2 separate regions of the Homo sapiens genome follow, and region 2 is linked to region 1. A link is a contact called in ENCODE Hi-C data. All regions are on one chromosome and are shown on one strand. Each heading gives the region's core, a stretch centred on a gene start or an enhancer-like site at or near the end of the contact. The rest is flanking DNA. Distances are from core to core; before and after follow the strand shown.

Evidence for each region. A loop is a pair of places that touch in the nucleus more often than their neighbours do. Pooled maps may share reads with other maps.
Region 2: a loop to region 1 is called in a pooled map, with 4 times the contacts of the local background. The contact joins the enhancer-like site here to the promoter of UST in region 1. A Hi-C loop is called at or near these places in 2 of 37 single-sample maps with no recorded cell type and 8 of 50 pooled maps.

What each region holds. Positions count from the first base shown.
Region 1 is chr6:148,745,732-148,748,766 of GRCh38, reverse strand. UST (uronyl 2-sulfotransferase) reads right to left here and starts at 1,737. Exons shown (of 8, transcript NM_005715.3): 1 at 1,090-1,737. The coding sequence starts at 1,336. RefSeq lists enhancers at 1-98, 99-600, 1,909-1,988, 2,049-2,108 and silencers at 779-948, 1,249-1,338.
Region 2 is chr6:149,146,462-149,149,360 of GRCh38, reverse strand. The region is part of intron 1 of LOC124901426 (a long non-coding RNA gene); the gene reads right to left. Among named protein-coding and RNA genes, the nearest start is that of TAB2-AS1, 110 kb to the left of the region's middle. Within about 2 kb of position 1,282, at least 3 of the 41 ENCODE cell types and tissues checked have a DNase peak (open chromatin) inside an H3K27ac peak, as active enhancers do.

The DNA of each region.
Region 1 (3,035 bases), core at 488-2,987:
CTCATCGTGCAGATGCTCAGGCTTATCACTTCGGATGCTTGCAAGAAGCTGGAGCTCTCCCAGCCTTCACCCCCGCACGACCTCTTCTGGCCACAGACTTGGGAGGGATCTGCATCCTCCCTTGGCTCGAACGCGAGTGCCAGCATCGTCCTTGCGACCTGGGCTTGCGCTCGCCTGTCCCTGGCACCCCTGGCTCCCGCAGCCGAGACGAGGGAGCTGCGGGGTCACGCCTTCTCGCTGGAGCGGCTCTTTCCCTCCCGTCAAACCCCTTCCTTACTTCTGCTAAAGACAGGCGGCCTCTCTCCTAATAAACCACACACACACACACACACACACACACACACACACACACACACACACACACACAAGTTTTGACTTGAGCTTGAGACGCACACAGCGCCGAGGATCCTCGGGTTACTGGGGGCGACACTGCTGGCCAGGCTGACCAGCGCCCTCGGGCATCCCCAAACCCCTGGATGCAACCCGTTCCCCGCGCCAGGCTAGCTGCGGGCGGCGGGGTGGGCAGCGGCAGCCAAGGGACAAGCCAGCCCGGGGACAGCGCGGAGCCACTAGGGCCGGCGGGCAGGCGGGGGATCTGCGGGACAGAATTCTCAGAGCGGACGGTGGCAAAGGGCTAAACCCACCCACACTCCCCGGGGCGCGGGACGGGACTGAACTGCGGTCACTAACAATGCAACGAAGAGGACCTTCCCTTCCCTTCGCCACTCCCCGCGCCGCCAGGCCTGAAGATACACACACTCCGGCACACCCCACACACCCATCCACTCCGCCCCAGTCCGGATCCGGGTGGCGGAGGTGGGGCGGGGGGAAGGTGAGCGGTGCCTCGCCCCGGGGTACCTGCCGGCAGCGCAACCCAGCGGCGCCCCCGCCTCGGTGAGGACAGTCGGACGCGCGGGAGGAAGAAGGCGCTCCCGACCGCGGCACAGATGCTCACGGGCTTAGCACCTGGAGAGACCCGGGGCGGCGGCGGCGCGCGGTGGCAGCGCGAGAAGTCCCCGCCGCGACCCTCTCCCCGCCGCACAACTTTGCGCTGTCGGCGCCGCCCTAGCGCCTGCCCAGCTTCCTTACCCAAGTACTGCCGCAGGTCGAGCAGGAAGCGAGGGGGTCCCCCGCTGAGCTGATAGAGGAGGGAGCCCAGGCAGAAGACCAGCAGGGTGGCCATGCAGAAGCCGTAGTCCCGGAGGGAGAAGCGCAGGAAAGGCAGCAGGGGCACCCGACGCTTCCAGCTGCCCAGGCCCGGAGGGGCGCCCCCCATAGGGGCCCCATGGGGCCAGGGATCCGCGCCGCCGCCGGGATGCTGCTGCTTCTTCTTCATCGCCTGCTCCGCTGCCTCCCACAGCCTGCCCGTGCCAGGAAAAGGTCACCCATCCGCCGCGAGGAGGAGAGCCCGGCTGGCCGGCTGCACATGGGGAGGGCCGCGCGGAGGGCAGCCGGGTGGGGGCGGGGAGGGGCCGAAGTTGCCGGGCTCAGGAGACTTTCTTCGGCATGGTCCCCGCCGCCGCGGCCCGAGCGGCCGAGGTGTCCGGCCCCGGTTCGGGGCGCTGCCCGTGACGGGGCGCCGCGCCCGTCCGGCGCCCGCTAGCGTCCCCACGCCCCGCGCCCCGCCGCGCCTCGGGCTCGCTTGCGGCCGCCGGGGCTCGCCTCCAGCGCCAGCGTGGACCCCCCGGCTTTGTGTCTGTAGGTCTCGGCGTGTTTTGTCCCGGTTCAGGCTTCTCTAAAAAACGGCAGGGAGGAACAGGAGGCGGACACCATCCCCTCGCTCCACCTCCTTGACAGGGGTTTTCCTCCTTCTCCTCCCCTTTCTCCCTCCGGCGCTCCGCAGCACTCTCCTCCCTCTCCCCTCCCTCTCCGCTCGGGTCTCGGGATTTCGCTCGGGTGTCACGTTACTGCTTCTGCTGGGGGCGGAGGGGGGGAGGCGGCGATTATTCGCAACAAGGAAGAAAGTTTCTGGGTGTTTTCTTTTTTTTTCCTTCCCCCGTTCTTTACAATCTGGATGCGGTTCCTGCGCCACCAGCGACCTCTTGGGGGCCCCGCTGACTTCCCTCTTGTAAACAGTCACCGGCAGGAAGAAGCACGACTGACTTTACTATTTACATTTTTTTCAGTTCAGAAAGTTGATTCTCCTTATATACCCCGTGCGAGCTGCTTACCCAAGGCTGATAAAAGGTACTAGAATACAGGCTCAAGACTTTGCTGAAATGGGAAAAGAGCAAGCGGTGCGAGTTATGGTCAAACACGCCCCAGAGGGCCAGGCGCAGCGCCTGAACTCCCGGGTAGGGTAGCCGAAGAGGACGCTCTGTTCTTGCTTTTCCTGGTCCTACAACTGCTCCACCTCGCAGTGCCCAGAGAGGCAAGTGGGGGGTGCATAGCGGACTCTAGGAGGTCATTGCCCTGCAGACATGAAGGGGAAAGAGCCCAGTCCGCCTATACGCTGATTTCATTGCTGCCTCTCTTCCCTCCACGGGAAAGCCTCTGGACCTGAAAGAACCTCCTGGGGCAGAAAAGGCTCAATCCTAGACATAGATCCTCTGATGGGGTGGTTGATCCACGGAAGGGCTGCTCTGATCAGCCACACTTTAAGTAAGAATACTATATCACTATTTATAGAAGCTGTAGCACCTGAGGGCTGTGTGACTCACCCGAGGTCCCAAAGCTAGTAGTAGGAGTTGGGTTGGGAGTTGCACTCAAATCTATTTGACCCTCAGACCCACTATACTAACCACTGCACAGCAGTACTTCCCAGCCAGAGCCCTTTTCCTTCACGTCCCATAGGAGGATGAGATTTAATTCATTTAGTTCAGGCCACATTGAGAAATGGAAACCTCAGTTTCTGGTGCCTATCATTTCTGGCTCCCTACTCATTTGTATATTCCAGTAATGAACAATTGGATTTAAGAAGGAACCAGGAGCCAAGAACCTCTATGATTCTAAGACTAGGCTCCTGAAAACCTTCATCAAGTTAGGCATCTGAAGAATATTCTGTGGAAAATTACAAAATATTATCCTAGACAAAG
Region 2 (2,899 bases), core at 33-2,532, 400 kb before region 1:
CCAGTCTCCTTTCTGTTCCTTGGGCACATCCGGCTTGCTCCTGCCTCAGCACCCTTGCATCTGCTCTTCCATAAGCCTAGAAGGCAGCTTACCCTAATATCCATGTGGCTCTCCCTTTTCTCCTTCACATTTTTACTCAAATGTCATCTTCCCTCATCTCCCTATTTTAAATGGCATCCTTCTTTGGCCTCCCTAATCCTCTTGCCTGCTTTATTTGTATCCATAGTGCTTCTTGACATCTAACATATATTTTCCTTACTTATTTTGTTTACTGTCTCTCTCCACTAGACTGTAAGGTCAAGGAGAGCAGAACATTTTGCCGGCTTTGTTTACCTCTGAAGAAACTAGAATAGTGCCTGACATACAGTTACCATTCAAAAAAAAAATGTTGAATGAACGAATGGATGAATGGATCATTCTTAATGACTTCATCATCTGTATAGATCTTAATTTACCCAGTTCACTCACTGGTGGACATTTGTTTCGATTCGTTTCCATCATGAAAAAAGCATCCTCAAATATCCTTGTGAAAACATTTTTGGGGACAATCTTCTAATTCTAATGGAACTGATGTTTCCCAAAAGAGAAAATGGAGTTTAATAACTGTAACAACACTAATAAACAGAATTTCATTGTTTTGACTTTATCTTAGGGCTACAAAGCTTGCAAAATACACATGAGAAAATAGATGTCAACTGAAGAACCACAAATACATTTCCTTCTCAAAACGTCGAGGTGAGGTTTGTGTGAACGCATGCCGAAGTACATGAAGGAAGTTGAGAGAAAAGTTCTTATCTTTCTCCTGTGTACAATCCATCCTCCCTCTTTGTTATTTACTGTCCTGGCAACAGCCGAGAAACTCTAATTTCACTTTGACTCCTCTTTAATCCCCATCACCACAATCCATCATAAGGTGTCATCTTCATGTGTGAATGCTGGTGCTTATCATCTCTTACATTTTTTTCTTCTCTATATTTCCCTTCCCAGTCCCTGCCTGCCCTATTTAGCTCTTGTCTTAGCTGAATCCCTGCAAAGCTAAAAGCTAAAAGAAAAGCTGAAAGAATCATTTCCCCAAACTATTTCCCCAAATTCCGTACCCAAAGGGATTCTAATCTGGAAACCTTCTTGCAGAATGAACCCATGTCATCCGGGGTCTGGAGCACATTGGGGCAGTCTCTGAAAAATGCTTAAATTAAATTAGGACTGGGTGCAGTGACTCATTCCTGTAATCCCAGCTACTCAGAGGTCTTGAGCCCAGGAGGTCGAGGCTGCAGTAAGCTATGATCACACCACCGCACTCCAGTCTGGGCAAGAGAATGAGATCCTGTCTCTGAAAAATAAAAATGTTGCCTCAACTGCATAAGTGATTTTGTTTATGAAAACATGTGAGACATTTGTGGGGGACCCCAGGAAATATTTGGATGGAATTTAGAGGTGCCCAAGGTCTTGCACGAGCAGGTAGGGGTAATAAGTCATTACATTTTGGATTATTGCTGTTACTGTAACAGCATCTGCATATCCTCAGTGAGGTCTGCATTGGACAGAGACAAATGCAGTGACATTTTAGAAATCTTAAGCTAGCAACCAGCACTGAAATGTTTTTTATTTGTCAATCCCTGCATGTCAGAAACAATTGGAAACTCCTTAACCTATAGTTTCAAGATGTTTGTAAATTCTTTTTTCTTTATTTTAGATACTTTATAGTCTAAGAATAATTTTTATCTCCAGCTCATCCTCTAGCCAAGTGTCTAATGCCTTTGTGAATTTATAATTCAAAATTAATTCCCCCCCGAGTTAGCCTTGTATAAACAAATGATTATAGAAATGATAAAACAAATGTCAAAGTAAAATATTAAAGGGTACAGAATTTCACGAATGAAAAGACATAAAAGTGTTGCAATCTGGGTGGGGCAGGGAATTGGAGAGGAGTGTGGGTATGCAGAAAAACGTTATGAAAGTATTTCAGTAAGTGATTGGATAAGAAGACAGAGTCTAAGTTAAATCAGGGCTCAACTTGTTGGCTTGTGGCTTGGGCAGTATCATCTGGTCAGCAGTGGCCAGTCCAATGTCAAAATCTTTAAGTGGACATGTCCCAGTTCCTGTGGCCAGCCAGAGGTGCTAATGCTGGCCTTCACTGGGCAAGTGTGTAAATCCAGAACAAAAATTCTAATGTAATATTGCTATTGTTATGTAGGGTATGTATTTGTAGGGATTGTATGAATGTAGTAAGTTTTGTCATTACTATACCACTTTAAATATGCTTTATCTGATTTTAAGATATGTGAGATTAAAGTAATTGACTTTATTAATGGAACAGAACAGAGGCCTCAAAAATAACACCACACGTCTACCACCATCTGATCTTTGACAAACCTGACACACACAAACAATGGGGAAAAGATTCCCTATTTAATAAATGGTGTTGGGAAAACTGGCTAGCCACATGCAGAAAACTGAAACTGGACCCCTTCCTTACACCTTATAGAAAAATCAACTCAAGATGGATCAAATACTTAAACATAAGACCTAGAAAACCTAGAAGAAAATCTAGAAGAAAACCTGGGCATAAAATCCTAGAAGAAAACCTGGGCATAAAATCCTAGAAGAAAACCTGGGCAATACCATTCAGGACATAGGTGTGGGCAAAGATTTCATGTCTAAAACACCAAAAGCAATGGCATTAAAAGCCAAAATTGACAAATGGGATCTAATTAAACTAAAGAGCTGCACAGCAAAAGAAACTACCATCAGAGTGAACAGGCAACCTACAGAATGGGAGAAATTTTTTGCAATCCTTCCATCTGACAAAGGGCTAATATCCAGAATCTACAAAGAACTTAAACAAATTTACAAGAAAAAAGCAAACAACCCCATCAAACAATGGGCAAAGGATATGAAC